Linked DNA regions of Mus musculus: region 1 is linked to region 2. The links are chromatin loops, found by intact Hi-C in ENCODE. Cell type or tissue: heart. All regions are shown on one strand. Each heading gives the region's core, and the rest is flanking DNA. Links, peaks and the distances in the headings are about the cores only.

The links. A loop is a pair of places that touch in the nucleus more often than their neighbours do. Peaks named below come from ENCODE experiments on the same cell type or tissue, not always from the same donor. Only the 100,000 strongest peaks of a DNase experiment are listed, where the experiment ranks them.
Region 1: it touches region 2 in a loop (2.6-fold over the local background); 8 of 42 quality-filtered maps call a loop at or near these places.

The regions. Positions count from the first base shown.
Region 1 is chr15:86,053,342-86,064,703 of GRCm38, reverse strand. Gramd4 (GRAM domain containing 4) reads right to left here and starts at 5,942. Exons shown (of 19, transcript NM_001379572.1): 1 at 5,743-5,942. The coding sequence starts at 5,771. Gm41375 (a long non-coding RNA gene) reads left to right here and starts at 6,088. Exons shown (of 3, transcript XR_875536.2): 1 at 6,088-6,312; 2 at 7,863-7,974; 3 at 10,973-11,137. In heart, for the core only: no CTCF peak of the experiment used is centred there; DNase peaks (open chromatin) are centred at 5,393, 6,133, 7,063, 8,283 and 4 weaker places; H3K4me3 peaks cover 2,288 bases; H3K27ac peaks cover 3,116 bases; H3K27me3 peaks cover 595 bases.
Region 2 is chr15:86,207,625-86,218,986 of GRCm38, reverse strand. It overlaps Tbc1d22a (TBC1 domain family, member 22a), which reads right to left and starts at 4,528. Exons shown (of 13, transcript NM_145476.2): 1 at 4,351-4,528. The coding sequence starts at 4,412. Gm22818 (a small nuclear RNA gene) reads left to right here and starts at 6,330; the gene lies at 6,330-6,433. In heart, for the core only: no CTCF peak of the experiment used is centred there; DNase peaks (open chromatin) are centred at 2,146, 3,916, 4,576 and 6,586; H3K4me3 peaks cover 2,433 bases; H3K27ac peaks cover 1,869 bases.

The DNA of each region.
Region 1 (11,362 bases), core at 1,420-9,419, 150 kb after region 2:
CAACTCTGGGGAGGTGGTTACCCCTCTCCACACTCCGCAGGCCCAAAGTGCATACCCACTGCATGGGCTGGTAAGGCTCTGGGTTGGCAGACTCTCCCTGTGCGCTGTAAGATAATAGTTCTGGTCTCACTTTGTGAGCACTGACGTTGAAGGATTAAATGCATGAGTAGCTAAGGGAGAAAGATCCTAGCTCCACGCTGCTAAGATGAGAGAGCATTGATCTACAGAACCATCCGTGGATGACCAGACTAGAGCTGGCCATCTGTGAACACAGTTCCCTTGTTATAGACACAGATCTCTACGCATGGAGGTGCTCATCAACAGATGCAGGTGCACAGGGGTCAGAATTCACACACACACTTCCTCTTCCTCCATTTGAGGGGGGTCTAGAAGCAACCAAACCCCAATAGCAACCAGCACTAGATCTGGGTTTCTTTGTTTGGTTTGGTTTGGTTTTTTTCGAGACAGGGTTTCTCTGTGTAGCCCTGGCTGTCCTGGAACTCACTCTGTAGACCAGGCTGGCCTCGAACTCAGAAATCCGCCTGCCTCTGCCTCCCGAGTGCTAGGATTAAAGGCGTGCGCCACCACCGCCCGGCTAGATCTGGGTTTCTGATGCTGTCTATAGAATGGGCAGACCCTAGGTTTGAACCTGGAATGTCCTATGGATCAAACAGGGAAGAGATTAGGATCTTGCAGGGATGTGGCATCTACAGGACCCAGGGTAGTAATAGCAAAAGAAGAGAGTAAGGAAAGCAGCCAGGTGGAATTGCACAATAAAGTATAAAGATATGAATCAACCCGAGTAGAAATCAATGATTAATAAGTCGCTACGTGAAAGAGAAGCAATTCCCCTATCCACACAAAATTCCAAATGATTTGGGTTCTTGGCCTATAGGAGAGTAGCACAGAGCCCCTTTCCCTTGGCCACCCTTCCCACATCCATCACCCCAGACTGATCATGACAAAACCATCTAAATCTAAATAGCAGATTCCCAAGCGATATGCAGGCTCCAACACAGCGCCCCACGGGCCACCACATTCCTCAAGGAGGCAACCAAAGTCTGAGACAGGGTCACAGTCAAGAGGAGCCTAAGGAAATACGACAACCAGACATATATGGGACCTGGATGGGGCCCTGGGACAGAAACAAAGGCATGAGGTAAAGATGAAGGAAACAGAGAACTTTTGCTGATAACCATGGATGGAAACAGAGATTGTCACCTAACCTGATGACCGGAGTTTCATCCCTAGGGACAGAGAACCCCATGGTAGAAGGAGAGCACTGACTCCCAGAAGTTGTTGTCTGGCATCCACACCTATGCTGTGGCACTTCGTACCCACACATACGAACACAAGTGAATGTAATCTACAACTTTTTAAACATATGCGTACTAGTGCACAAACAGTAACAGGTGAACCACACCAGCTTCAAATGTTAACGGTACAACAGAGCATTGATATGGGGGGTGGAGCAGGGTCAGGAAAGGGGATGGATGAACACCAGGCAGAACTACGTGTCCTGAAGAGGCAAATCCACAGATAGATTGTGGTGATGGCCTCAGCTGGGGAAAGAGGCAGTGGAGTGCCAGCTACCTGCTCCTTGCCTGGGTCTGGAAACACTCTCTAAGGCTCATGGTGATAGTTGACAAGATTATGAATGGGTTCGAAAGCAGTAAATTATCTCTGTAAGGGGTGGGTAGTGTGGCATGTGAATTATTCCTCAACAAAGCGGCTGAAAAAGAACAAATTCTCTCCTAGGCTCGCTCCCTCCCTGCGGCAGCTGTCAGAGAGCCTGGCCCCTCCTGGTTGCACAGCCTGGCTCAACTACAGAGGAACCCTAAAGCAAGGGTCTTTGCAGTATGACCTGCCAAATGGCCCAGAGAAGGCAGAGCACGGTGCCCAGTTGGTGCCACTGAGGATCACTAGAGGCTGCCAGACACAAGGGACATGGAGATAACTGGGTGTGGAGAGGCCCTCTGCATGGGAAGAGAGACAAACAGGAAAAAGGGACAAAGTCTTGTATCTTGGAGAAACCCCCAAACTTCTCTATATTAGAGGTACCCCTACCGTGGGAGGGAGCCCACCACAGAACCCACCATCAATAGTCACAAAAACAAACCATGAACGAGAACATCTCAGCAGAATGTCACCAGGTCCTCGGCGAGATACTGCCACACCTTTAAAAACCACATGGTCCTTTTAACTCAGCTTTACAGAAGGGTTATCATGGGGCCCTAGAGCTGCTGTGGCCACAAGTTCAAATCCTAGCTCTGCTATGGAACTAACTAACAAGCCCTTGAACCAGCTGTGGCCCTCTCTGTGCCTCAGTTTCTTTACCCAATGATCACAGCAAAAGTACGTGGGGTGAGAGGAGGCACTTGGCACTTGGCACAGTGTGCAGTACGTACATGGATTTCTCTTACTACTGATTTTTTTTTTTTAAGATAGGCTAACGCTTCCTGTCTTCCTGTCTAACCACAGGGGACTTTAATCACAGGCTTAAGTATAATCACAACCCTGGTTATAATTCAAACACCAAATAGTCTTAACAATAGCCTTTAGATGTCAAATGTTATTAGTGGTGACTTATAGCTGAAAGTCCCCTCCCAGGCCTTCAGTACTGGCCACACACAGACACCCCAGGAGAAAAGATCGATGTTTTCTACAATTAGGAAAACCCCTAAGTCACAGCAGGATTTTTTTTTCTTTATTCGGCATTTCTCCATCAGCCACAGGCTCTGACCTGGTACAGCTGCCCTGGGCCCACCCACCTGGGCTGGGCTAGGCCTCCTCCCTAATGCTGGCCCACACCTGGCTAAGGACTTTCGCCCCTTCTCTAACCACTATTTTCTAGTTCTGTCTAGAATGAAGAAAAGCTGGAAGCCACCAGGGAAAAGCCAAGGAGAATGCAGCCCCAAGGCCACTATGAATGGTACCAAAAAGTCCCCAGTCAGCTCACAGAGCTCACATTCCAAACCTTCCAGAGACCCTGTTTATGGTCAAACGGCCCTGGGGTGGAGGCCTCCCTGGAAATGGCCACCTGAGGCCGGGGAGAGAGGATCTGCCTCACGGCATTCACCTGTGACTCACTTTGCAAGGCTCCCATCTTATCTCTCTAGATTCAGGATTGCTGTTTCTCCACTCTTGACACACCACAGCAACTGTCCCAACAGCCACCTACCTACACAAGCGGGCTGCCGCCTTGCCCCGCACTGCCAGAGGGCCAGCCGCACCCTCGCAGTCCACCTAGCAGGGAAGAATGCAGAAGCTCAGAAAAGGTGGCCCAACCACACAAGCCAGTCACTGCATCTCCACTGACAGACAATTACCGCCACACACACTAAAGTGCTGCCATTATGATATACCAAGAAAGCCAAACACCAGAGCAGAGGGGCCAGGGCTGCTTAGAAGGAGAACCTACCTACCCAGCTCCCCAAAGAGGACGGCCCCCAAACACAGTCCTTGCCCCATCATGAGCACCCCAACCCTGTAAAGGCTCAGTAGATCCGGCTTCTAGAGAGAAGCCCTACCAGTGCATGAGGAACTGGATAGGGCTCCCATGTGTCCCCAGAGAAGGAAGGGACACCACAAAGCACATTAGCCAACAAGGATCCCACAGCAGAATACTAAGCCTTTGGTTCTCCAGACATGAATTCTGTCCAGATGTGGCATGGCTGGAGTTGCTATTTCTAAACAGCTGTAACTTCCTATGCCGTACAAGCACAGCCAAGTCTCAGAGCCTCCGGTGACACTGTTTCCATTGTGTGGAGCACTCGCTATTGTGAGGCAGAAATGTTGATTCAGGAAACAGGTCCGACTCTCCTCTTTCTAGGTGGTGAAGGTGAAGGTGAAGCCCAGAGAGAATGAGGACAGCGGAGGCCACGGCTGTTGGCACCGACGACTGCGCTGTCTGCTGGCGCCACTCCGGGGGAGCCACGATAATGGAGGGCACCAGGAGGTTTGGAGAGAGAGAGACCACTGGTTTTCCCTTAAGGAATACACCTCTGCAAAAACCTCTCTGCCTGCCTGGGGAGGAGGCACAGGATAAACAGGTGCCCAGGCTGGGTGGAAACAGACCTCAACTCTGAGACTATCTCGGGCAGTTTATAGGACATAAGTTCTAGCATGGACTCAGACAGACATCTCCGGAACCAACAGGGACAGCCATGTTCACCACCATCAGCCAGGATGGCAGAGGAAAGCAGGGAAATGATGGTCCACAAAGAATTCCATCCTGGGTATCCAACCTCCTAGATATCCTAGCCCGTACCCCTGGGAGTTCAGTAATCAGTACCACAGCAAAGGCAGGGGGCTCCAAGTCCACAAGCAGTTTGGGGAGGAGGGAGGAGCAGGCATGTTGACTGAGACTCCCAGCTGGGGTGTCCCAGAGAGCATCTTTATATTGTGGCTTCATCCTAGCACGGGTCAGGGATACTAAATAAAGCACTCTGACTGGACTGGGCTGTGTATCCCCAAATGGGCCTGGGAACAGGTTGGGCAGAATGAGAGAAGATTCTTCCGATCTCTGCAGGGCCACTAAGCCACCTGAGAGGCACAGGGTGGATGGCCTTGCCTGACTCCTCACCTAGAGTGTGTCTGGCTGCCGTGGAACCCACACCATCTTGTTAACTCTTATCTTGTCATTAGTCACCCACTGATAAGGAAACTGAGGCAGGGCTGGTTTTGTGACAGTGCCTTGCCCGATCTCACAGAACAGGTATCCGAGATAAACTAACTTCCAACTGTCCTTTATTTCAAACCCTACAGAGCCTGGACCATGACCCCTCCTTCTGAACCTGGCCCTAAAGCAAGCTCCTACCTGGCTGGGGTTCAGCGAAATTGAGGATTGGGGGGGGGAGTGCGTTAAGACTCAGCACCTTTAATTTTGTCCCTAATCTACACAAGGCAAGGCAGGAAGGGAACCCACTCTGAACAAGGTCCCCCCAAACTGAATCTCTCTTATCTCTGAAAATGGGAAGTTCCAAAGAGTACAAGGTTCTGCCTCTGGCCCTAGAAGCCTGCTTCTTACCCTGGCCACGGGTAGGAAGGCCACAGGGGAACCAACATCCAGACTAGTCAGTCCCTCTCCACCCTTCAGAGGTGCTGGTCCCGCTCTGGACAGATGAAGTCTTAGGTTAGGGACTGCCACACAGCACCCCACCTTAACGGTTGTATAAACACATAGGCCTAAGCTCCAGCCCAGGTGCCAACTGTCCCCAGAATCCCATAGGCTAATTCCAAATGAAAGGAAAAGATATAACAGAGAGCAGGGTGTGGAAAGGGAGCAAGCGTCCACAACTTTTCCCCGGGTCATCTGTTGGGCCACACCGGCCTGGACAGCCCTCCTCCTTTTCAGTCCTCCCCCACCACCAAGAGAGTGGGTCAGTAGGACGACATTTGCTGTGCCCTCATCCTGACCCCCCCGCTAGCGGCCTAGGCATGGTGACCCATCTAATGACTCCCCCACATCATAGTTTGGGCCCTGCGTCCCATCGACGTCTGCCTCTCGCCCACCAGGACCCTGACCCGCACAGCGCCCGTGGTACGCGCGAGGGGCGGCCGTGACGCGCGCCCCGGGAGCGTGTGTGCGGGGGCGCGCCCGCGCTGCTCCCCGAAGGGAGGGTCGCTGCTGTGGGCCACCGAGTGAGAGTGTGGGCACACGGGGTCGCGGCCCGGCAGCTAGGACAGAGCGTGGCCAGCGTCGCCCAGGTCCGTGTGGGAGTCCGCGTGCGCGCCGCTTACCCTGCGGGATGATCGGGGCCAACTCTCATCCACCCGCCGCCGCGGCGCCCCCCTGGCCGGCCACCCGGCCGCGCTGCACCTGCCGCCCTCCCGGGAGCCCAGCGGCGCCGGGGAGCGGGGACTACGCGGCCCCGCGGGTGCCGGCCACGAGCGCGGAGGCGGCGCCGCGTCGCGCGCTCACGTCCTGCTGCGCGGAGTCTGCGCGCCCCCCGACCGGGCCTGCGCAAGCCGCCGCCCCGCTCCGCCCCCTCGCCTCCCCGCCCTCCCTGCCCGGTGTGTGCGCGCGCGCGCGCCCGATCACGCGGCGCCGCCTTTGTTTGGGTGACCCACGTGGGTCCTCGCCGCGCGTGCCCACGCGCACGCGTGGCCGCCTGCCAGTCGCAGCCACGGGCACAACCGAGCACAAGGATACACTCCACTGTCACCTCTCTCCCGGCGAACTGGCTTGACGGTTACTGCCAAATGGAGACCCGCGCTTGGTGTAGAAATACTTGTCCTGGCACCGCCAGGCTGGACTCAGAGCACAGCTCCACACTGGGAAAAGGACATGGAACCTCCACCTGGAGGGCAGTGAGCAACTCCTCCCTTCTCTCCCACTCAGTACCTAACCAGGAATGCCACATACCTTTAAATGTCACCGTAGCGATAGGAAGCCTACTTTAGCTCTAGTACTATCTTAAAGGAAAAGAGATCCTCCAGGAGTCACTTCCCCCGTTTTGACTCGCCTTTCAAAAACCAGGGTTGACAAGGACCCAGAAAGATAACTAATGAACCTGGTAAAAGACCACACCCTCCAGAACCCCAGGCCCTAGCCTGGTTGGAGGACTGACCTGCAGCACCGTATGGGGTCTGACCTAGGAGGTCCACTGTAGGGTACGAGGGTGACTGTAGCAAACTCAGCATCAGCAAGTGGAGACAGCACATTAGACCTGTGACCACATGACCCGCTTGCACTGCGGGGCTTTGACGACCTCACCTCCAACCCTCTCAATCCAGAACTGTCCCCCACCTTATTATGTCTCAAGCACCCCAGGAGATTTGAGGAATGCTGAAGGACTCTGAAGCTTTCTGGGGGGTGGGGTGGGTGGGGGCAGGATTCAGGCCCCCTTTTGTCCTCCAGCATTGCCTACCTTCCAGACAGGCCTTTGTCCCAGGGTCTGGGGCTGGCATCCAGAGAGGCTCCTGTAGGTGAGCTCTCTCTCTCTCTGAATGCAGAGTGAGAAGCAATGCCCATGTGTAGCACAACATGAGGTCTGTCCAATGGCTCTTGGCTGGCAGTGTGAGATGCCAGGCTAAGCTGCCTGCAGGGCTTGGTCTTGGCAAGATGAGAGCTACTTTGGGCAGGAACCTCCTCTGAGTCACCTTTGTGCGGCATCCCAGCCCAATGCCACACCAATCTCGCTGGTTCCTCCTACCCCTGGCTTTCCCTGCTTCCTCTCTGTCCTACAGCAAAACCGGACTCTGGTCGTCGCCCCACCCCCACCGCCCCCTGCAAGCACAAGTGCTACTTTCCTGCCTCCAGGATTGCCTAGACCATATCCTCCCTGGGGCGCGGAGGAGGGGGGAGCCTCTCCACTCTGGCCCTACCCAACCTTCCAAGCTAACTCCAAAGTTTCAGCTCCACAAAGCCTCCCTTGACCAGTCGCCCAGTTAGAAAATGTTTCTAGCTTCCCAGGAAGCCAGAGTTCTCGGGAGTCATTCCCCACCCTTCTCCTGTGAACTCAGCTGGGCAGCTTCTACCAGGAGAGGTTCGATGCATTCATGTAGGGATCCCTCCCTGCTGAAGTTAAAGTGTGTCTCCAGAGTCCCTGCATTGCAAGCTTAATCCCCAGTACACCCATGTGGCACGTGATTACTTTGAAGGGCTCTGCCCTCAGAAAGGCTTTATGATCTGAGCTGGCTTTATAGAGTAGGCTCTCGATGGAAGGTGGGTTGGTTTGAATGAGAAATGGCCCCCATAGGCTCATATTTTGAATGCTTGGTTCCCCAGATGGTGACATTGTTTGGGAAGGATTAGAAGGTGTGGCCTTGCTAGAGGAGGTGTGTTTCTGGTGTGCTTGAGGTTCCACAAACCCATATTCCTGGTTAACTTTCTCCCTGCCTCATGTCTGTGTCTCAAGGTATAAGCTCCCAGCGACCGCTCCAGCACCATGCCTGCCTGTCTGCTACCATGTTGCCTGCCGTGATAGTTAACGGACTAACCCATGGGAGTCCCAGATTAGACACTTGTCTGTAAGTCACCTTGGTCATAATGTCTCATCAAAGCAATAGAAAAGTAAGTCCCTGACATGCACTCATGAGGATGGCATGACAGGCAGGTCCTCACTATCACACAGGACATCCTGAAGCCAGCCAGCACAGCTGCAGAAGGGCTCTATGCGAGGTGTTACAGGAAGCCCTGCCCCTCACGTCCAGTCACTCTCTCTGGCTTCCTGTTCCTCTGTAGACAGGCCCTGCCCTCAGCTCCTGACCCCAGGGGAGAATCCTCTCTGGCCTTATTCCTGTAGCATATCTCCATCTCTGCTGTTTCCGGTTCAGCCTGCATGTGTTAATGGTGATGGGAAGGGAGCCTGGGAGATGCTGGGGCTTCTGGTCAAGCTGAGCCACCAGAGGCCATAGCATCACCGCATCAGGAAGACAACCAGCAGATACACGCAACAGCCAGAGCCTGGCATAACCCAGAGGGTGCCCAGGAATGTTCTTTGCATGAGTATCCAGGATGAGCCCCACAATGGAGCCAGACTTCTCTAATCCCTCCCCTCCTGCTCACAAGCATTCACTGGGTACCCATTCCCAGGCACTGCCTGGTGGAGAATGAAACTGGTCAATAAGTACATTCTAGAAGACAGACTTGGACAGACACTACCCCTAGGAGAACTTGGGGTTACCATGACCACCACCTACTCAGAGGCTCCTCACAACCATGGCCCCTCATTAACTGATAAAGGCTATTGTGGTCCCGACTGTGTCTCACAAATCTGAATATTTGAAGTCCTAATATACCAGACCTCGGAACAGGACTGCATTTGAAGACAGGGTCTTTACAGAGGCCAGAAAAGCCAATGGGGCCACATGAGCTACCTCCAGTCTAGTTTGTGTGGTTCTTGCGTGGGGAGGAAGTATTTGAGACAGGGTTCCTCTGTGTAGCCCTGTCTGTCCTGGAACTCAATCTGTAGACCAGACTGACCTCGAACTAGGAGATCCACCTGCCTCTGCCTCCCAAGTGTTGGGATCAAAGGCGTGTGTCAGTCACCGTTGCCCAGCTATCTGGCTGGTTCTTACCAAAAGACAATCAGGACACAGACTGAAAGGGATGACCATGTGGAGACAGAGAAGGCAGAGACTCACTCCACACCCTGGTGAAAAGGAACTGACCTTGTACAGTAAGGAAATCTCTCTTCCACCCGCTGTCCTAAAAGCCACCTGATATGAAAGGCCACGCACACACTGCGATCCACTGACCCCACCTTCTCTGCTCAAAGTGAGCTAGATACAGAGGGATATCTATCAAAGGCCAGAGCCAGACCAGTAGGTGCTTCTGAGCCCCTGGGCCTCACTGGAATCTATAGGAAGGTAGCTAGAACCTGTTAACACTCTGAGGCCAGCTGGACCCTCTTGGTCCCCAAAGCCTCATGTCAGAGACCTGAGGAACATTGGGTGTCCACTGTCTTCTGATTTCCACAGCAGAAGAGAAGAGTGTCAGAGGAGAGGGGAGGGGAGGGGAGGGGAGGGGAGGGGAAAGGAGAGGAGAGGAGAGGAGAGGAGAGGAGAGGAGAGGAGAGGAGAGGAGAGGAGAGGAGAGGAGAGGAGAGGAGAGGAGAGGGACTCACTATTACGGGACTCCCCTGGGACAGGCAGGACCTCCCTGGGACAGGAAGTTAATCAGACAAGCCTGGCTTATTCCACTGATCTTGATGTGACATGGCTCACACAAACTTTGGACGCCCGAGAACAGTGGTTCTCAACCTTCCTAATGCTGCAACCCTCATGTTGTGGTGACCTCCCCTCCCCAAACCATAAGCTTATTCTGTTGCTATGTCATAACTATAATTTTGCTAGTGTTATGAATCATAATGCAAATATCTGATAGGCAGGATATCTGATATGTGACACCCCCTCCCCAAAGGGGTTGTGACCCACAGGTTGAGAAATCTTGTCCTGGAGCCTTAATTTCCATGACTGTAAGGTGCAGGAACGAGCTGCTCTCTGTAACCAGACAGCAGCTGGGACTGGGTCTCAGCCCCTAGTCTCTTCCCACTGAAGAGGCAAGCAGCAGCAGCGGCCTGTGGGAGATCAGGACTCAGAGTCTGCAAGGTGGAGTTGAGAAGGCTGAGCAGCGAGGGCTGTATAGTCTGATGGCGGCAGGCAGATAAATGTGTGTCTGCGCACAATGCCTGTTCCTCTCCCCATTCTAGGCACTCCCTGAGTGGGGGCCCAGTAAATGGTCAGATGTCATCTAGAAACCCAATTCACATATTTTCTTGCCCTGAAGTAATGTACTCTGAAGTCAGAGGCCCCACCAGTGTAACAGCTGTTTTTCAGGGGAAACCCCAACCCTGATGTGTTAGGTACACTCTGTTCTAGGTTGTTCCCATGACAGCATCACAAGGCATCTTGGAAGGAACATGGGTGTGATAGGACCTGACACGTGGAAGGCTCTACTCCAGCATCTCCAACTCTGGCTGTGACCCTTGGAGGGTCTACTCCTGCAATAGAGGGTCTTCTGTACAGCTTTGTCAGGTCTTGTGGGGTGGCAGAAAGCAGGCTCTGAGCTGCCTGCCTGGCATGGGAGCTGTGGGTAGTGAGCCAGTGCTCAGGAGGGAGATGAGGGAGCTAGGGATGGTAAACTGCAAATCCCTCTTAACAAGTTAGGGCTTTAGAGCTGGCAGGTGCTCCACCTTGTGGCTGCAGGTGGTATCACATCACAGAAGACAGAAGTCGCACTCATGGATGGATGGCCTATTGGGGTCCACCCCTTACCCCTCTCCCTACCCAGCAGCCTGCCAAACACAGGCACAACTTGGGACCACATAGCAGAGTCTTTCTTTTTTGTACCTCTGACTGTGTCCACTTTGGGACAGATTGCTGGCCCTGATCTAGTTTGGGCTCTGAGTTTCACCTGCTTGGTGACCTTGGCCAGTCCCTGAAAGGTCTCAAAGCCTTTGTTTCTTTACTTTGAAGGATGATGGCTGCCTCCTTACTTTTTCCCTACCCCTTGCTCCCTCTACAGCTGTTCACAGAGGTCCATGGCCAGCAGATCTGACCCATGAAGACCTTCTGGGGATGAAAGACCCACATGTGAACCATTTATGACATGCTCACTAGGGCCAGAGGACTGGAGGGGAGGCCTGTCCTGGTGTGAGCCTTTGATTTTAAAACCTAAGAAGGCATCTGAGGAGGTTAGACCATGGAGGGGGTGACAATCTTCAGGATCTTTAGGTTCTGGGACAGGTGCAAGTCAACACTGGACTTAGAAAGCTGAGGGCATATGTAGGCCAGTGTATGAGCAGGTGGGGAGATGAGGACACCAGGACAGTACAGGGGAGGTGAGGGGCTGGAGCAATGAGTAAATGCAGGGGGTGAGGGGCTGGGGCAATGAGTAAATGCAGGCGTGAGGGAA
Region 2 (11,362 bases), core at 1,044-9,043:
ATGAATAAATTATCAAGCTCTCAGGTAGTCCAAGAGATATCTATCTCTATCTCTATCTATCTATCTCTGTTTGTCTGTCTATCTATCTGTCTGAAAGAATGGAGCTAGGCTGTGGTAGATGGTTCTGTGAACTTGGCACAAGCTAGTTATCTAAAAGGAGGGAACTTCAACTAAGAAAATGCCTCCACGGGCAGGAGAGATGGCTCAGCGGTTAAGAGCACTGATTGCTCTTCTAGAGGTTCTGAGTTCAATTCCCAGCAACCACATGGTGGCTCACAATCATCTGTAATGGAATCCAGTGTCCTCTCCCAGTGTTTGAAGAGAGTGACAGTGTACTAACGTAAAATAAATAAATAAATCTTAGAAAGAAAGATAGAAAGAAGAGAAGAGAAGAGAAGAGAAGAGAAGAGAAGAGAAGAGAAGAGAGAAAAGTAAAGACCTCCATAAGATCTGGCTGTAGGGCATCTTCTTAATTAGTGATTAATTGGGGAAGGGCTCAGCCCATTGTGGGCAGTGTTACCCGAGCTGGTGGTCCTGGGTGTACAAGAAAACAGTCTGAATAAGCCATGAAGAACAAGTCAATAAGCAGCATTTCTCATGGCCTCTGCATCAGCTCCTACCTCCCAGTCCCTATCCTGTTTGAGTTCCTGTCCTGACTTCCTTCGATATGAACAGTGATAAACCCTTCCTCCCCAATTTATTTTTGGTCATGGTATTTGTCGCAGCAATAGAAACCCTCACTAAGACATAGGTCAAGCAAATCTTCCCTTGGCTGCCACAGCCACCTGACAGATACAGCAACCAAAGGCTCCAGGAATGGCAAAAATTGGAAGTATCACACAGATCACAGGATGAGATGGCTAAAACCCACTCAGATGGGTAGCCTCCTGCTAAAAGATATAGTCTTTCTATGTGTTGGCTCACCCAGAAAAGGAACTTCTAAAAAAATAAAAATAAAAAATAAAACAATTCTATTAAATACACATACAAAGACCAGAAGTGCACATAATAGAGGGATCTTAAGACCATCTCTTCACATAACTCTCCTAGCCCAATCTTTTTCTCACTCCAGGCTAATGTGAGAGATAGCTGGGACCAACCACCATTTCTCAGTCCTTCACAATGAAGCTGGGAGCAGTGTACTTCCTAGACAGGCAGAGCCTGTGGCCTAACTGAAGAAGCCAGTGCAGGAAGTCCACGCTGCAGTTGAGCCAGCAAGGCATTAAGGAAGCAGGCTGCAGGTGAAGTGTGAAGAGTAGAAAAACGTAAGCGAGGAGGGAAGGAACATTCAGTCAGCTGCACAGAGCGTGAAAATGCAGCTTCCCATGTATATGGAAAATACAGCATGGGATGTGGAAGACCCTAGAAGGCCACCAGCAATGCACAGTTCAAAAGAATGCATAGGAGTAGGGGCTAAAAAGCTGAGCAGTGGCCAGGTTACAAAGGTGTGAGACAGCACAAAGGAACATCTGTGTGTAACAAGCATCGCTGAGGGACAACCAAGGGCTTGCTCAGTGTTGCCTAGAGGACAAAGCCATATCTTGCAAATGGCCAACTCCTAGTAGACAACGTATCAGTGGAGCACTGAGAACAGTATATGGCAAACACCAGGTCCTTGATGGAACTCCGTCCATCATCTTCACTATCAAGGGACTGAGAAGATGTGCAAAACTCCCTTCACTGTCTGGAAGTCGGAGGTAAGACTCTGTGGGCACACACACACACACACACACACACACACACACGGCTTCCCTGGTTGAAGACAACAATCATGAAGCACACTTGAAGAGTGGGCAAGATGCTGAGAGCCTGGCCTAGATCTCTGCTAGCACGTTCCTATACAGGTGAAAACCCAGAATGTGGGCACTGAACAACTCAGGAAGGAATGGGGCACACCTCTGCACACTCTCCTTCAGGGAGACTTCCAGACTATCACCAAAACCAGAAACACTACCCCATGGGAGGGCTACAGGGCATTCGCGCAGCACAGAGGCTGCACAGGTCTCTCCCTGCCTCTCCCCTGTGCAGTCCTCAGCAGCATCCTCCAGCAGGTCACAGGACTCCTCATCAGTGCATGGGAGCTGCTCTCAAAAGTGCCTGATATGCAACCCAGCAAGAAAGCCGAGAGGAAAGAAGGCTGGCTTTGGTAATGTGGGGTCACACCAAAGAGACTGGGACTGTGTCAGTTTCCTGTGACATCCGTAGTAGCCTAAGGAGGTGGAAATGTTTCCCCTCCTTCGGTCGTGAAACCACAATATCAGCAGATTGTGCTGTCTGTGAGGGCCATTTCCCGCCACGTCCAGCTTCTGGTGGTTCCCGGCAATCCCAGTTTTGACTTGTAAACACATCATTGCAATCTCTGCTTCCATCTTTGCATGGTCATGCCCCCTACTTCTGTCTCTCCTCTGTATATGAAGTTCCATGTTCTTACGGGAACCAGAGACTGAATGAGGGCCTCCCCATTGCTCAGTAATGTCTACAGAGATCCTGCTTCCAAGCAAGGTCACGGTCACAGTCACAGTAAAATATTAGGAATGTTACTGTCTAGCCCAGTATGAAGACAAACTACCACACCAGGTATAGTGACTTGTATACTCGGGAGAATGAGGCAGGAGGGTCAGAAGCTCAGGGCCAGCCTGCACTATAAATGAGACCCTAGCTCAAAAAATAAAAAATAAAAAATGCACTATCAAGAGACAGTATTTAATGGAAAGGGTCAATGAATTCTACAACTCCATACAGCAACTCCATTATTTTTAAATCTCAGTTGACTCTTAACAATAAATTACAGCTCATACTTAAGAAGAACTGAGGCCGGGCAGTGGTGGTACCCGCCTTTAATCCCAGCACTTGGGAAGTGGGGGCAGGCTGATTTCTAAGTTCCAGGCTAGCCTGGTCTACAGAGTGAGTTCCAGGACAGGGTTTCTCTGTCTTGGAAAAGGAGGAGGAGGAGGAGGAGGAGGAGGAGGAGGAGGAGGAGGAGGAGGAAGAGGAGGAGGAGGAGGAGGAAGAGGAGGAGGAGAAGGAGAAGGAGAAGGAGAAGGAGAAGGAGAAGGAGAAGGAGAAGGAGAAGGAGGAGAAGAAGAAGAAGAAGAAGAAGGAGGAGGAGGAGGAGGAGGAGGAGGAGGAGGAGGAGGAGGAGGAAGAAGAAGAACTGAGTCTCGAGATGTGAAGGCAACAACAGAAGTCACACTGCCACATGCTTCTGTTTATCTGGCACTAGGCTCAACGTGTTTATCCCTGTCACAGTAGGACCTTCTACTCATCATAAACTATAATAATAGCTTTTATAAAAGTTCTTAACTATTCAAGCAAGCCCAGTCCAGGTCCTGTAAAAAATACAGTGTCTGGGTACCTCTGAGGACTTCCTCCATCTCCCAAGTCACTGTGGCCCAGCAGTCAGTAACCCGTGCCAAGCCCCAGCCACTTTGAAAAGCACATTTTGTGGTTGAATACAGTGGATATCCGAGTTTACAAATTTAACATTCACACAATGGTGTCTCTTAGGAAGCACAGGAAGACAGACCATTTTCCGAGCTCACGAATGGTTCTACTTAAGTTACCTCAATGTCAAAACCTTCAGGACTGGAGAGGTGGCTAATGTTAGAATCTTAAATTTCATATCTGAGACTTTGGCTAGAAAACAGAATAAACTATGTTTGAAATCTTGTGATGGAGTTTTCTGAAATACATTTCCGGGTACTGTCTCTTCACTCCCTAAGACCTAGAGAGGCATCAGGCCACATAACCAATCACAGAAGGACTTTGGAGCTCGATAGCTTCCAGACTGCACCCAGGTGTTTTTATTATTATTCTGTGTTTCCTGTTGCTGTCAAAAGACCGGTGTCCAGAGGCCAGAAGGTGGGACCACAGAAATTCACAAGGCGCTTCCACGCTCAAAGGAAAAGCATCAGCCCACATGTGACAGACGAAAACCCAAGTGCTCAAACCACTATGCACCCCGAAGAGACCGACCTCCCCTGCAGGCACTGCCTCTCCCTGGCCAGTTTCCTGACTCAACCAAACTCTCCAGGGCATGACCTGGGTCAGTTTCTTCCAGCTTCCCCAGGGAGTCATGGAGTTTCGCAGGAGAGAACCTGCCTGCCAGGCTCTGGAAGCACTTGGGGCAGCTCCTCGTCCTCCTTGCTCATTGGTACGGCCACTGTCACCTTTCATTTCCCACACGCCCACTGCCGACCCCGACTCCCCTAGCCCCTCACATAGCCCAACAGTCTCCTAGGAGCCAGGTTCTCCTCCCCAGACTCCTACGCCACCCGCACTGCAACGGGACAGCACGGCCACCTGACCTCTGACCCCTGACCCCGACCGGGTCCTCCCCGTCACACCCACCTGCCCGGGACCTTGCTGTTGCTGCGCTTCCAGAACTGCTTCCTGGCCCCGTCGCTGGCCATGGCCGCTCCTCATCCCTCAGATCCGCAACCCTGACACCCGAGAGCGGTCGGCCACACCTCCAGCGGCCCTCTCCTGTGCCCCGGCGGCCCCCTCAGAGACACCAGGACTCCGAAGCGTAGAGCCGAGAGGCGCTTCCGCCTCCGTCCGGAAGTTGTGACTCGGCGATTCCGGAAGTCCCGCCTTCGTTTCGGGCAGTGCTTGACGCCATGAGAAGGCGACGCTGGGATATGTGCGTGGCTGTAGCGCAGGGAGGAAAGCGGAGTCTGCGAGCTGCGTATGTTCTGGCGGCGCTGAGAGCGCTCGGGTCGAGCGGCACGGACTGAGGTCTCTGGATCCCGGCCTCTGATCCCCGGCCATGAACTCCGGAGCCGCGTGCGTCTGGGGTCCGAGTCGGTCTTATTTGCTCGCAGCCAACCAGCAAGTACCGAGAACCAGAAGGAGCACAGGCAGATCGGGACCCTGCTGCGGGCGGACAGGCGAGCGGGAGGATGGAGAGCTTCTCCCGCTGTAGTGTGGTCCAAGCCTCATCGCCAGGGCATTGACCCCGGATCAGTAAACACTGCACAGTGAGGTGAAGGAAGCGACTTCCACCGGAGCACATCTGAAGCGATGGCGGGGATCTGCCTGGGCTTCAGCTGAAAAACGAATAGGCACGGAGACACGAAGACTTCATCTTGCCGGCGCTTGCGTGCTTCCAAGACCGCAGTAAAGTGTGCTTAATTGTAAGATACATTCAAGATCCAAAAATCTTAATACGGAAATGTTAATTATAAGTTTACATTAAATGATACTTTATATATATTGGGTTCTGTAGAATATATTGTTATGTTTACTTTCACTTTTTGCTGTGTAGTGTAGCTACTTGAAATTACTTACGTGATTGGTGTAAAATTTCTATGATCTTAGACTCAAGGGTGAGAGGCTGGCATCTCAGGCCGGAGCTTTAGTGAAACACTGGTAATGCCAACTTGTGGCCTTTACTACTGAGAAACATATTCACGACAGCTGTCTCGTGCACTTTTTCTGCTTTTGATATGGTCTTCCTGTTTAACCCAGGCCCTGACTATATTCTCAAGACCCAGACTTCTAGACATATTGAAAGTGGTGTTGGGTTAGCACATGGTGGATGCAAGAAATCACACTAAAGAACCTTATATAGCTTAGCCCAGTTGTATGCCAGACTTATCCTCAGTACTCAGAGCAGGGTCAATGGCCTAGAGCCCTGTATCTCAACTTTGTTCCCATTCTTTAAGAGTAAAGCCTTCTGCAGCTCCTTTTAGACTGCAGCAGCTACCTGACTCCACTTTGACTCTGCAGAAAGGGGTGGCACCTGTTCCTCTTCATTTCCTGCACAGCCGGAGCCTTAGGAACTGAAATAGTACATCCCAAATGTTTGCTGTCTGGATGACAATACCGGGCTCTCTAGGAATCCCTTTTGACACAAGCATAGAAACTTCAGGAAATACCAGGGACAATGTCAACAGGTCCTAGGTGACCCCTTCAGGCACAACTTATGGAACATAGCCTTGGCTTCTCCTTGGAATCCTACTTCTAATAATCCTTAGAATTTGAGAGACCTAGCAAAACTAAGATTAATAATCATGTCCTAGCACTGCCTCGAGAGCTCTTTGAAATAAAACTTTAGTGGTACATAGCTATGGCCCAGCTTCTCAAGAGGGAGGCAGGAGAATGGAAATTAAAAATTGGGTGCTATGGGGCTGGTGAGATGGCTCAGTGGGTAAGAGCACCCGACTGCTCTTCTGAAGGTCCGAAGTTCAAATCCCAGCAACCACATGGTGGCTCACAACCACCCGTAATGAGATCTGATGCCCTCTTCTGGTGTGTCTGAAGACAGCTACAGTGTACTTACATATAATAAATAAATAAATCTAAAAAAAAAAAAAAAAAAAAATTGGGTGCTCACTTCAGTGGTATACCTACTAAAATTGGAATAATACAGAGATTAGCATGGTCCTTACAAAAGGATGACACACAAACCGGTAATATGTTCGTGTGTGTGTGTGTGTGTGTGTGTGTGTGTGTGTGTGTGTGTGTGTGTTAGGCAGCAGCCAGTAGTCAACCCTAGATGTCTATGTAGACATGGTGGGAAATGGCCCTCACAGACAGCACAATCTGCTGACATCTTGGTTTCAGGACCCAAAAAGGGGAAACATTTCCACCTCCTTAGGCTACTACGGATGTCACAGGAAACTGACACAGTCCCAGTCTCTTCGGTGTGACCCCACATTACCAAAGCCAGCCTTCTTTCCTCTCGGCTTTCTTGCTGGGTTGCATATCAGGCACTTTTGAGAGCAGCTCCCATGTTACAGAGCTGATGAGGAGTCCTGTGACCTGCTGGAGGATGCTGCTGAGGACTGCACAGGGGAGAGGCAGGGCGCTGATGAGAGCCTGTGCAGCCTCTGTGCTGCGTGCAAGTCCTGTAGCCCTCCCCCAGGGTAGTGTTTCTGGTTTTGGTGACAGTCTGGAAGTCTCCCTGAAGGAGAGTGTGCAGAGGTGTGCCCCATTCCTTCCTGAGTTGTTCAGTGTAGGTTTGTCTCACCTACAGCCCCAGATACTTGAGAGGCGGGATGGGAGGATCAGACCAGCCAGGAACACAGCCAGGCTCTGTCTTCCTCTCCACTCGGGCGAGAAGTTAGACACAGCAGTCGGACCACAGCCTCCCGTCTTTGATTCCTGTGGCTTACCAACTTACTTACCTCTTACTCTACCTGCTCTCATCAATTGCCTAGGCTTCTAGGGACTCTCCCTTTCTCTGCCCACCCAGCACGGACGTTCTAGGGCACACCAGGATTCTACATGATGCTAGGGATGCAAACCCAGGTCCATATGCTTATGCCACAGACAGACACTTTCTATGAGCCACCTCACCACCCCAGTGTATCATGTTTTTTAAATAAAACCTGAGCATCATTGGCATAGGTGTATAATCCCAGCCATCAGAGGCTGCAGATAAAAGATCCTCAAGTTTAAGATCAGCTTGGGGTTTATAAGGAGACCTCTGAAAAGAATTAAAATATGCATAGTAAAGGCTGGGGACTTAGTGGTAACAATGCTTACCTAGCATATGTGTGTGGTGCCAGGAGGTGGGGAAGTCTTAAAATCCTCCCCTAGTGGAGTTCTAGAAGGCCATAGGGGCCAGGCCTGGTGGCATAAGCCTTTAATACCAGCACTTGGGAGGCAGAGACAGGAGGATCTCAGTAAGTTTAAAACCAACCTGGTCTACATAGACCCTGACTCAAAAAAAAAAAAAAAAAAAAAGTAGGCTCCAGAGCTCGATTCCTAATCTCAGCCATAAGACCTCACCAAGGATAGGGTCCCAGTAGCCTCAAGAGTCTCCTTCAGGCAATATCAAAGCCAGTCCTCTCCAGCTTAGTCTGGTCTATGCAAAGATTGAAAAAGCAAGGAGCCAACAGGAGTAGGAGGAAGAGTAGAGCAGAAGAAAGAAAGAAAATGTTGTGTAAGAGCACAGAGAGAATCCACTGCAGAGACAGGCTAGGTGTGACAATGGTGCCCTAAATTCAGCCGTCCGCAGCCGCTGTAGGCTTTCCTGCATACTGACTTGGGGGCAAGGAGTGAAGCCAAGATTACATCTGTCTGCATCCCAAGGTTATGTCCGGTCTGTGTCGTCTCACTCAGACACTATACTAAAGAATGAGACAGACTGGTTGAAAGGCCAGGGGCAAACAACCCCCTAGTAATCGGGGCCAGCACTATCATGACTGACAGTCACCAAGACAAAGCCAAGGTAGGGAGTATTTAGAAATGGCTGTAGGAAGGGCAGAAATGGGATTCAAAAGGAGAATGTAGGAAGATAGGTTTAAAAGTTACAGCAGTGTGGGGTTGGGATTGGGACCTGTGCAAGAACCAGACTGGACAGAGTCCCAAATGCCTGAGGTAAGAAATCTGTTCAGATGGAACTGTTTGAGGAGGAAGACAGAGCCTGGCTGTGTTCCTCAGGCTACTCTGATCCTCCCACTCCCCCTCTCAAGTATATCAGACTCTAGGTGAGGCAAACAGTTGCTGCTCAGTAGCTGTAAGAGGTGCAGACAAGCAGATGAAAAGCAGGAGTACACTGCTTGACAAGGAAAAGACTGAAGACAACTGCAAAGGCCAAGACAGATGAAAATGTGGGTTTGTAAACAGACAAGCTTCCATGACCTGCAGGAGGGTCGTTCAAGTGCATTCGATAACTCCGACCCTTTAAAATTCTCTAGTAGATAAAGATACTGTGCAACTCAGCAATTTCCCTCAGGTTATACGCCCTGGAGCGGAGAACCCAGCTCTGCAAGGAAAAGAGTGTTCATTTCATTTTCCCTCCTAGTGGAGGTGGGGGTGGGAAGAAAAGCAATCAAAATGTCATCTGCAGAAGAATTGACAAACGAGTTTCCCCGCTAGAAAACTCTGGTAATAAAAAATAAATTCACTTTTACAGACATCAACATTAATTTCACACGGTTGAGAGAAAAGGCTATAATGGATGCATGTGGCACAATACCGTTTAGTAGTGCTCTGTTTTATTAATACCATTTTTTTTAAAGCATGAGAATGCTAAAAGCCAAATCCAGAGGAGTGTTTGCCCTCTGGGTGTTGAAACAATAATCAGAAAATTCATAGGTTTCCTTGTGCTGTCATGATAGTATCTTAAAGCAGACTATTGTCAGGTGCTTGTGACAGTCTGTGTGGTTTTTCCGCATCTATGATCTTTGCATGTACATTAGCGTGTGTCTAAGCTCCTGCTCTGCTCTGCACTGAGCTGCTGTGAACTCCGGGGTGAGGCAGATTATTCAAACAATGCAGTCAAGAAACGGCAGGGTTCACTGGGAGGCTGGAGGAATGAGGAGGGAGGTCGCACTGGGTCTCTTGTGACCAGGACTTGAGGCTGTGTAGGTGAGACAGCACAAAATGCAAGGAACATCATCGGTTAAGGAAAGAGATGAATCGAGAACCAGTGGGTAACACAGGTCTCAGTGTGATGGCTGGGAGGCCGAGCTGAATGGCCATCCCAGCGCTCCTTCCCACTCCCCAGCTTTGACGCTCACTCCTTCTTCCCTCTCTCCCTTTCTTCCCACTCCTGTGAAGTTCCTTGAGCCTTGAGGACAATAGACTAACTCAGACGTTTCCTTTAGGCCTGAGTACTCAATAGTCTGAGTTGTTCTGAGTCTCTGAATTGACTGTTGCCTACTGCAAAGAGAGGCGATAAACATCAATGTTTAAAAGGCAGTTTGATAACAGGCCCTTTTAGCAAGACAGCCGCAGTAGGTTTTTCCCTTAGGGCCTATGACCTCCCAGGCTATGGACTTTTGACCAGGCATGAATTCCCTCCTGTGTAACAGGCTTCAGATCTCATTTTTAAAGTGGCTGATTAGCCCACACCACTCTTGCACGACTTGCCTGGCAGATCGGGTACCATAGCATTCAGGGTCCACCTGTGGCAGAGCCTGGGATGTTCAGCACCGTTCCTCCTTAGCACTGACTGTCGTGTTCTCTGACCAAGAACTGCAAACAAGATCAGAAGCTCTGATTCACCCAAGGTCCCTCAGAGACGTAGCCACCTACATCTGCTCCACAGGAGCTGGCAAACTTTTGTGGCAGCTGCCCAGTAAGAAGATGGTTCTGTTTGGAAGTGAGATGTCCCTCACAGGCTGCTGTATGTAAATCCTTCATCCCCAGCTGCTGTTGGCTTTAGGGAAATGGGAAACCTTTAGGAAGTGGGGCCTCAGTCGGAGAAGCATATCACTGGGGGTACACTTTAAGAAATTAGCTTGGCCCAAGCTCTCTCTGCTTCCTAGCTGCCTATAAAATGTAATCAGACTGGGACCACTCCTACTGTACCCTCTCAAGTCACCAATCAAAATAAATCCTTCCTCCCTGAAATTACGTGTTCTTCTCACTACAAGAGCAAAGCGGGAAGCATGTGGTGAAGACTGGGTGTGTTAAATGTTTGTCGAGAATACAGTTGAATGTCGGGCGTGGTGGCACGCCTTTAATCCCAGCACTTGGGAGGCAGAGGCAGGTGGATTTCTGAGTTCGAGGCCAGCCTGGTCTACAGAGTGAGTTCCAGGACAGCCAGGGCTACACAGAGAAACCCTGTCTCGAAAAACCAAAAAAAAAAAAAAAAAAAAAAAACAGTTGAAATGAAAAAAATATGTGTGTGTGTATGTGTGTGTGTGTGTGTGTGTGTGTGTGTGTGTGTGTGTGTGTGTGTGTGTGTAGCATATCTGAAGAGGAGTTAATATACACAAACCTTGTAAGTAAGAAGATCAAAAATTCCATACAGAGGTCTGGAGAGATGACTCAGCTGTTAAGAGCACTGACTGCTCTTCCAGAGGTCCTGAGTTCAAATCCTAGCAACCACTTGGTGGCTCGCAACCATCTGTAATGGAATCCCTCTTCTGGTGTGTCTGAAGACAGCAACAGTGTACTCATATACATAAAATGAACATATTTTATACATATTTTTAATTCATATAGGAAATAGATACAATTTTTATAATTAAGTATGTGTTTTAAGAAAAGCAAAATTAATCAAGACATTTTAAAAGGAAATACAAATTGTAAACAAAAACAGGACACATGGCACAAACCTGTAATGTCAACACCCAAGAAGCAGAAACAGGAGGATCTGGAGTTCAGCCTGAGCTGCACAAAAGGAGACTTTAAAAATTAATAGAAGGGCCTGGAGAGATGGCTCAGCAGTTAAGAGCACTGACTGTTCTTCCAAAGGTTCTGAGTTCAATTCCCAGCAACCACATGGTGGCTCACAACCATCTGTAATAGGAACTGATGCCCTCCTATGGTGTGTCTGAAGTCAGTGACAGTATGCTCATAATAAATAAATCTTTTAAAAGAATTAATAGAAAATACATGAAATAGCATTCATCTCTAGATTGACAAAGATGAAAAAGAGTGAAGTATAGCCACGTACCCA